Regions from separate parts of the Homo sapiens genome. Here region 1 is linked to region 2. Evidence: read pairs that join two places in POLR2A ChIA-PET (ENCODE). Cell type or tissue: Caco-2. All regions are shown on one strand.

Evidence for each region. Peaks named below come from ENCODE experiments on the same cell type or tissue, not always from the same donor. Only the 100,000 strongest peaks of a DNase experiment are listed, where the experiment ranks them.
Region 1: POLR2A ChIA-PET joins it to region 2 with 5 read pairs; 6 of 35 experiments call an interaction of 5 or more read pairs at or near these places.

The regions. Positions count from the first base shown.
Region 1 is chr19:39,143,089-39,147,088 of GRCh38, reverse strand. The region is part of intron 1 of PAK4 (p21 (RAC1) activated kinase 4); the gene reads right to left. Among named protein-coding and RNA genes, the nearest start is that of PAK4-AS1, 8.5 kb to the right of the region's middle. RefSeq lists enhancers at 1,008-2,002, 2,003-2,999. In Caco-2, no CTCF peak of the experiment used is centred here; DNase peaks (open chromatin) are centred at 2,404 and 2,774.
Region 2 is chr19:39,301,596-39,305,595 of GRCh38, reverse strand. No RefSeq gene overlaps it. Among named protein-coding and RNA genes, the nearest start is that of IFNL1, 7.2 kb to the right of the region's middle. In Caco-2, no CTCF peak of the experiment used is centred here; DNase peaks (open chromatin) are centred at 275 and 2,065.

The DNA of each region.
Region 1 (4,000 bases), 160 kb after region 2:
CAATTGACAATGACAATTGTCAATTGACAATGACAGTGTCAATGTCAGTTGACACTCTGGTATCTGGTACTACAGTCTCGCAGGTGTTACCATTGGGGAAAACTGGGTAAAGGTGCGCCAGACCTCCTCTCTGTATTATTTCTTTCTTTTCTTTTCTTTTCTCCCTCTCTCCTTCTCTCCTTCCTTCCTTCCCCCCTCTCCCTCCCTCCCTCTCTCCCTTTCTCCCTCTCTCTCTTTCTCTCTTTCTTTTGCAACAGAGCCTTAATTCTGTTGCCCAGGCTGGAGTGCAGTGGTGCCATTAACAGCTCACAGCAGCTTCAACCTCCCAGGCTCAAGTGATCCACCTCGGCCTCCCAAGTAGCTGGGACTCCAGGTGCACAGCATCACAGCCAGATAAGCTTTTCTATTTTGTGAAGAGATGGTGTCTCCCCAGGTTGCCCAGGCTGATCTCGAACTCCTAGGCACAAACGATCCTCCTGCCTTGGCCTCCCCAAATGGGGTGGAATTACAGGCGTGAGCCACTGCGCCTGGCCATTCTGAGTTACTTCTTACAACTGTAGGAGAATCTACAATGATCTCAGAATTTAAAGTTTTCTTAAAAATAGTAATGGTTTATTTAAAATGCCAGACCCTTTCCCAACTTTTAGCCTTTGAACATGCTATTTGCTCTCCTTGGGACAATGTTCCGCAAACTAACCCTGCTCCTCTTTCAGGCCTCAGCTCTGAAGTCTCCTCCTCCAGGAGGCCTTCCTTGATTTCCTAGGCTGGAGCCAGGGCCTCCCACAGTCCTCTGGGTCTTCTCCCATCACAGCTGTCACACTCTGGCCTGTGCTTTCCAAGGTCACTCTGGTTTGTCACTGCCTAGTACCATGTCTGTCTCCCTCACTGTATTATAAGCTCCATGAAGGCAGGACCTCAGCCTGACAGGGCTGGACTCAGAGGAGGCAAAAAGTTACTATCAACAAAAATGAGTGAATGAATGGCAAGCATGACAAAGATACTAACAGCTAAGGCTCATTAAGAGGCTTCCACACACTAGCTTCTACGAAGGCTTTGCATGGATGAAATAACCCTCACACAATTCCATTTTACAAATGGGGAAACTGAGGCCAACAGAGGTGGGGCAGGGGTCAACACATGCCCAGGGCCGTCCAGCTAGAAGGTGGCGGAGCTGGGTGGCAATCCCAGGTCAGCTAGATATAGAGCCTTTGAGAGTAAACTCCCCGCCAGAGGGCCTCTCCAAGAAAGGCTGTGTGAGCCTGGCAAACAGGGCGGGTGAGGGTGGGCAGTGGGCGGGCGCAGGGGGAGGGCAGTATGGGAAGAGAAGAGGCCCTCCTGCCCCAGCTGCTGATCTATGCCCTCCTCCAGAGAAGGCCCCTCCGTGGTGCACACAGGCCCCAGGCGGCACCAGCGCCCCATTACACCTTACATAAGCTCAGGGAGGGCCCCTTCACATCACGGCTGTAACTGGGTCCTATGTGGTGCCCTAGGAAGCCAACGGCGCTCTACCACTTCCACTGGAGGTGGCCGCCTCAAACCCACGTGGAGCAGGGGGCTGCGGGCCTGGGTGAGAGGAGCCCAGAGCGTCCTCCTGGGGCCCCCCCAGGACAGAGCTGCTTTCCTCTGGCCAGGGGTAGGGGTGCCCTGACCCCCGCTGGGAACCATTCCTTCTGGCACAGAGCTTCATTACTCCACCCAGAGAAATCTCAAGAACAAAATATTGAGAGAGTTGCAGCCAAGTGCCGCTGGCCTCGTACCATTTACACGCAGTTTAAAATCCTGCAGAACAATGCGGGACACTGTTTAGGGAAGCAGACGCAGGGCCAGCGACGCCTGGGGCCCTGGGGGAGGCACCTGGGGGCTGCACCCACAGCAAGCATTTCGTCTTTTAGCTGGGCAGCGGGCCTGAGGGTGGTCAGCAGGTGATTCTCTCTTCTCTTGGGGGTGTCTGAAATCTTTCACAATTCACCAAAAAAGAGGAACAATGAAAAGAAAGGGAGGAGAATGTTTTTGTTAGCACTGGGAAGGGCAGGTGAAGGAGAGGGCTTTCAGGGAGCTGGTGATGCCTGTCTTCTTGATCTGGGTGGTAGTTTCATGGCTGTTTGCTTTATAATTATTCATTAAACTGAACATGGAGGTTTTACACACTTTTCTGTACACATGTCAGATTTTACACCACCATGCAGGAAAAACCGGGAGAGCGATCCTGACAACTGAAAGCTTTCTCTGTATTTGCATGTGCCTGCAGTCTCTCCTCATTTCTTTACCGTCTCTCTTTACAATGAGCACAAGTGCACACACACACACACTCACACACATGCACACTTCCCAAAGCTGTTAACTTCCACCATAACCACAGCAGCATCCTCTGGCCCCTTGTAACTCCTGGCCTGTTTCCTGCAAGGAAGACAAAGGCCGGGAAGCAGCCGGCCCCTGAGCCCTCGGACTCATGCCACAACAGCCAGGTCTCTCCACATACCAGGCACTCTCAATCCTGCTCCAATCCCAGTCCCCAGGAAACCCTTCTGGCCTCCAGAACAAACCCAGATCAACAAGTCCCTGCCCTGGGGCACCACAGCTGGTCACCCAGAGTGGAAGGAGTTATTACTGAAGATTTGGGTCAAGCATCCCCCCGGCAGGGACGGCTTCTGGCTGGCTCATCGGTGCCCCGTGCTGGAGACAGGACAGCAGTGAGACCACTACAAAGTGTTACGTGCAGGCTCCATCCTGGTGCAAAAGAAGGCAGCGAGGAGGGTGCCGTTCACACGGTGTGTGAAGCAGGAGAGTGAAGCTCAGAGAGAAGACATGTCAGCCCTCAGTCACACGGCGAGTGTATCAGAACTGGGATTCCGTGGCAAGTCTGACCAGGACCAAAGTCCACTCACTTAACCATATCTATCTATCTATCTATCTATCTATCTAATCTAATCTATCTATCTATCTATCTGTCTGTCTGTCTGTCTGTCTGTCTATCTATCTATCTATCTATCTACCTGAGATAGGGTCTTGCTCGCTCTATCTTATCTATCTATCTATCTATCATCATAGGTTTTGCTCTGTCACCCAGGCTGGAGTGTAGTGGTGCAATCAGAGCTCACTGCAGCCTCCAACTCCTGGGCTCAAGCAATCCTCCCACCTCAGCCTCCTGAGTAGCTAGGACCCCATCATAGCTCACTGCAGCCTCCAACTCCTGGGCTCAAGCAATCCTCCCACCTCAGCCTCCTGAGTAGCTAGGACCACAGGCACATGCCACCACGCCCTTTTACATTTTAAATAATTTTTAAATTATTTTAAAACAATAATTTTAAAAATGTTTTGTAGAGCAGAGGTCTCACTATAGCCCAGGCTGGTCTCAAACTCCTGGGCTCAAGTGATCTGCCCACCTCAGCCTCCCAGAGTGCTGGGATGTGAGCCACTGTGCCCAGTCATTTTCTTTCTTTTATTCATTCATGCACTCAACAATTCTTTTTTTTTTTTTTTTTTTTTTTTTTTTTTTGAGACAGAGTCTTGCTCTGTCACCCAGGCTGGAGTGCATTGGTGTGATCTTGGCTCACTGCAACCTCCGCCTCCTGGGTTCCAGCGATTCTCCTGCCTCAGCCTCCCAAGTAGCTGGGATTACAGGCACCTGCCACCTCGCCAAGCTAATTTTTTTGTATTTTTAGTAGAGACGGGGTTTCACTGTGTTGGCCAGGCTCGTCTCGAACTCCTGACCTCAGGTGATCCACCCACCTTTGCCTCCCAAAGTGCTGGGATTACAGGCGTGAGCCACCACACCCAGCCTTTTTTTTTTTTTTTTTTTAATGCTTCTACCCAGTGAGCAACGACTCCTTAATATGCACTTAGCAGGTGCCAGGCACTGTTCTAGGCACCAGGGACACAGCAGTGAATAAGACAAGAGTCTCTGCTCTCCTGGAGTTGACATTCTAGTGGGAACACAATATACAAGTAAACAAGTGGGAGAAGGGACAGAGAGTGACAAGGTGCTCTTTCAGAGGGCACA
Region 2 (4,000 bases):
CCGGAAGCTGGGGTATGGCCCCCATGAGCTTAGCTGAGCTTGGATATCCACAGCTAGCCTGGTGAGCTCAGGGACAAGACCTCTTGTGTCGCTCTGCCTGGAATCTGAGGGACCCTGGCGGAGGGCATGGAGGATGGTGTGGGGAGAGGAGTTTCTCAGGTGAGGCTGAGGGCTGTGGCTGGGGAAGGAAAGCTGGTTGGGGAGAGGAGAGGGACAGACATCCCAGTCCTTGCAGGGGCCCTGCAGTGATAACACCTTCCTGATCTTGGGGAAGAAGGAGGAAGGCTTCTTGCCAGCCAGGGGCCCCCTGAGGCCAGGGGAGGAGGAGAGAAAGACAGAAATAGAAACGGAGCAGGAGGGAGGGGGATGGATCTAGGCAGACAGGGTGGGAGGCTGCTAGGACAGAGGCACCAGAGAATCACAGGCCAGGAGGCTTCCTCACCCAGGAGCCCAACCACCCTCATTTGTGTCAGTCATGACGACTCCTAGGTACTGAGGGCTTTTCACAAGCCAGGCACAGTGCTCCCAAACCCTCCCTGATGCACGGATAAAGAGCATGCAACCCAGTGCATGGCACATAATGCTTAGGAAATGGAGTTACTCCAATAATAAGTATGACTGCATTTAAAGCCTGCACAGGTATATGCAGTGTGTGCACACAATTTTCAAGATGAGGAAACTGAAGCTCAGAGAGGTTAAGGAGCATCTCCAAGATCACACAGCCAGTTAACAGCAGAGCCATGATTGGAAAGCTGACTGCCTCCAACCTGCACACAGAACCATCAGGAATCTTGTCTCTAATTCACTTGATAAAGCATTATTGAGCATGTATTATGTAACTGGTCCTATGTAGGGGCTATCGCAGTGAACAAAATAGATGAAACAAAACAAGAAAGCCCTGCTCCGTGGTGCCTATATTCTAGAGGGAGGAGAAATAAACAAATAAGCAATTAAATGAGTCCAGGAGGTTGAGGCTGCAATGAGCCCTGATTGCACCACTGCACTCCAGCCTGTGTGGCAGAGTGAGACCCAAAAAACAAGCAAACAAAAACGAGTAAATAATGCATGTCCAGTGGCAAATAAATGTTGTGCCAAGAATGAAAACAGGATGATGGCATAGAGAATGACTTTGAGGCCTACTTTAGGTGGGAGGGTGAAGGATGGTGATGACAGAGCTAAATAAATGCATTGTGAGAAAAGCAGGGAAAAGCATTCCTGGCAAAGGGAACAGCATGTGCAAAGACCCTTAGGAAGTAGTGTGCTTGATGTGTTGGAGGCAGTGTGTCTGGACTGAAGTGGGAAGAGTGAGAGGAGAGTAGGTGGGAGAAGCAAGTGGGTTCTACAGAACCTTGTGAGGTGTGGTCAAGAGTTAACATTTTATTCTTTGGGGCCATGGGAAGCCAATGAAGGGTCTTTACCAGGGGTGGTATGTGGTCTGATTTCTATGGAGACCCCAGCTTTGGGGTGAGGTATGCCTACCTTCAAAACAGAATTGGGGGTGGGTGCAGTGACTGACACGTAATCCCAGCACTTTGGGAGGCCAAGGTGGGAGGATCGCCTGAGGTCAGGAGTTCGAGACCAGGCTCGCCAACATGGTGAAACCCTATCTCTACTAAAAATACAAAAATCAGCTGGGCATGGTGGGTGCCTGTGATTTCAGCTACTTGAAAGGCTGAGGCAGGAGAATCACTTGAGATTACATCACTGCATTCCAGCCTGGGTGACAGAGTGAGACTCCGTCTCAAAAATAAAAAAAAAAAGAAAAAGTTGTGGGGTGATTGCAAAGCTACAAGGAACAGAGCTTTAGAGAAAGGAACCCAGACTCAACCCCACCAAGACACTCTCCCTACACAGCTCTCTTCTCTGCTTGGCTCAGCTCAGACTCATCCCTTTCAACTGCATGTGGCGGGGGAAAATGGTCATTTATTTACAGACACAGACTCAATCTTTCCAGAGCCCAGAGATAAAATGGCAGAATCTCTAGTCCTAAGAGAAAAATCTCAGGGAAGAGCTCTTATCGGCCTGGCCGAGGTCACATAGCAACCCCTGCACTGATTGCCGCATCCAAGGGAATGAATGGAATGCTTTGATTGGCCAGGTAGGGGGTGGGTGGGTCCTATGTCCCGGTTGTGTGTCCTGGGAAGTAGGGATTGCTAAATATTAGGTTGAACCACATGAACTTGCCATTTTTGTAGGTCACACATTGTATAGTATTGGCAATTTTATGTGGTTGAAGGTAAATACTCTCCAGAAAAAGTAGGATAAGAAATCTTGTTGGCTGGGTGTGGTGGCTCATACCTGTAATTCCAGAACTTTGGGAGGCCAAGGTGGGATGATCACTTGAGGCTAGGAGCTTGAGACCAGCCTGGGCAACATGGCGAGACTCTGTCTCTACAAAAATAAAAATAAAAAATTAGCCAAGCATGGTGGTGTGTACGTGTAGTCCCAGTTACTCAGGAGGTGGTCTTGAGCCCAGGAGTTTGAGGCAGCAGTGAGCTATGATTGAGCCACTGCACTCCAGCCTGGATGACAGAGCAAGATCTTAAAAAAAAATAAAACAAAGAAAGCTTGTTGCTGTAATATGCTAGTCTCAAAAAAGAAAAAAAAATAAGAAAGCTTGTTGAGCATATAAAAGCAATAGAGGCTGGACACAGTGGCTCATGCCTGTAATCCCAGCACTTTGGGAGGCTGAGGCGGGTGGATCACCTGAGGTCAGGAGTTCGAGACCAGCCTGGCCAACATGGTAAAATCCTGTCTCTACTAAAAGTACAAAAATTAGCCATGCATGGTGGCGGGTGCCTGTAATCCCAGCTACTCAGGAGGATGAGGCACGAGAATCACTTGAACCTGGGAGGTGGAGGTTGCAGTGAGCCAAGATCGCACCACTGCACTCCAGCCTGGGTGACAGAACTAGACTCTGTCTCAAAAAAAAAAAAAAAAAAAAAAAATATATATATATATATATATACACAAATATATATATATATACACACATATATATATATATATACACATATATATATATATATACACACATATATATATAAAATAAAAAATAAAGCAATAGAAACCCCGGTGTACTATGCAGAAGGATTTTTGGAGGAGGAAGTGATATTGTGGAAATGAGCCAGGTGAAGACTTGGTCGTGGGAGAGTGGTGGGAACTGTCCTAAGCAGAGGGAACCACTTAAGCAAAGGCCACCATGAGAGAGGACAAGGAAAACTTGTTACTGTGCTCTGGAGATGGAGTGCTTGCTCTAATTGATCAAATTGGAGTCATGTGTCCAGCCAAATGAGGGAGTAGGAAAGGAGGTCATTTCCGAAGGAAAATTGAAGCACTGTTACCAGGAGTAATGGATGCTGCTCAGGCAAAACTAAAATATATCCAGTTCAAAATCTCTTCTATAAAGCCTTGGCATCTCCAAGTAGAGATTTGCAACCTTGTTTTCTTCCATTGCAACATTCATAATTGAAGAGACTCATATGCCTGGGCTCAGACATGTCCTATATGATTAAAATTTTTATGAAATATTAATTGACCACATTCTCTGGGTTCAGTGCTGGCCATGCAGAGATGAATTTGTGGGGATACATTTGGCCACAAGAAACAGAAAAATCCAATTAACACGACTTAAGCAAGAAAGACATTCAGTTATGTCACCTAAGAGTAAGTCTGGAGTTAGGGGATTCTGGGGTTTGGTGCAATGGCTTATTAATATCAGCAAGGACCCCGTTTTCTACTCTTTTGTTCTACCTTCCTCAAAATGATAGCTTCACACCCTAAACTTGTTGCCTTGTGGTCACAAAATGGTTGCCATAGCTCTGGGTCTCACATCCTCATACCAATGAACTAAGCAGGAAGGAAGGGAACAAGTGGGAAAGAGTTCTGTTTGTATTAAGGAAGAAAAATATGTTAAAATAATAAGAGTAACAGCAACAAACACATGTATGGGGCTCCGCCTTTGCCAAGCTCTGTTACATTTTTTACATAAATTAACTTT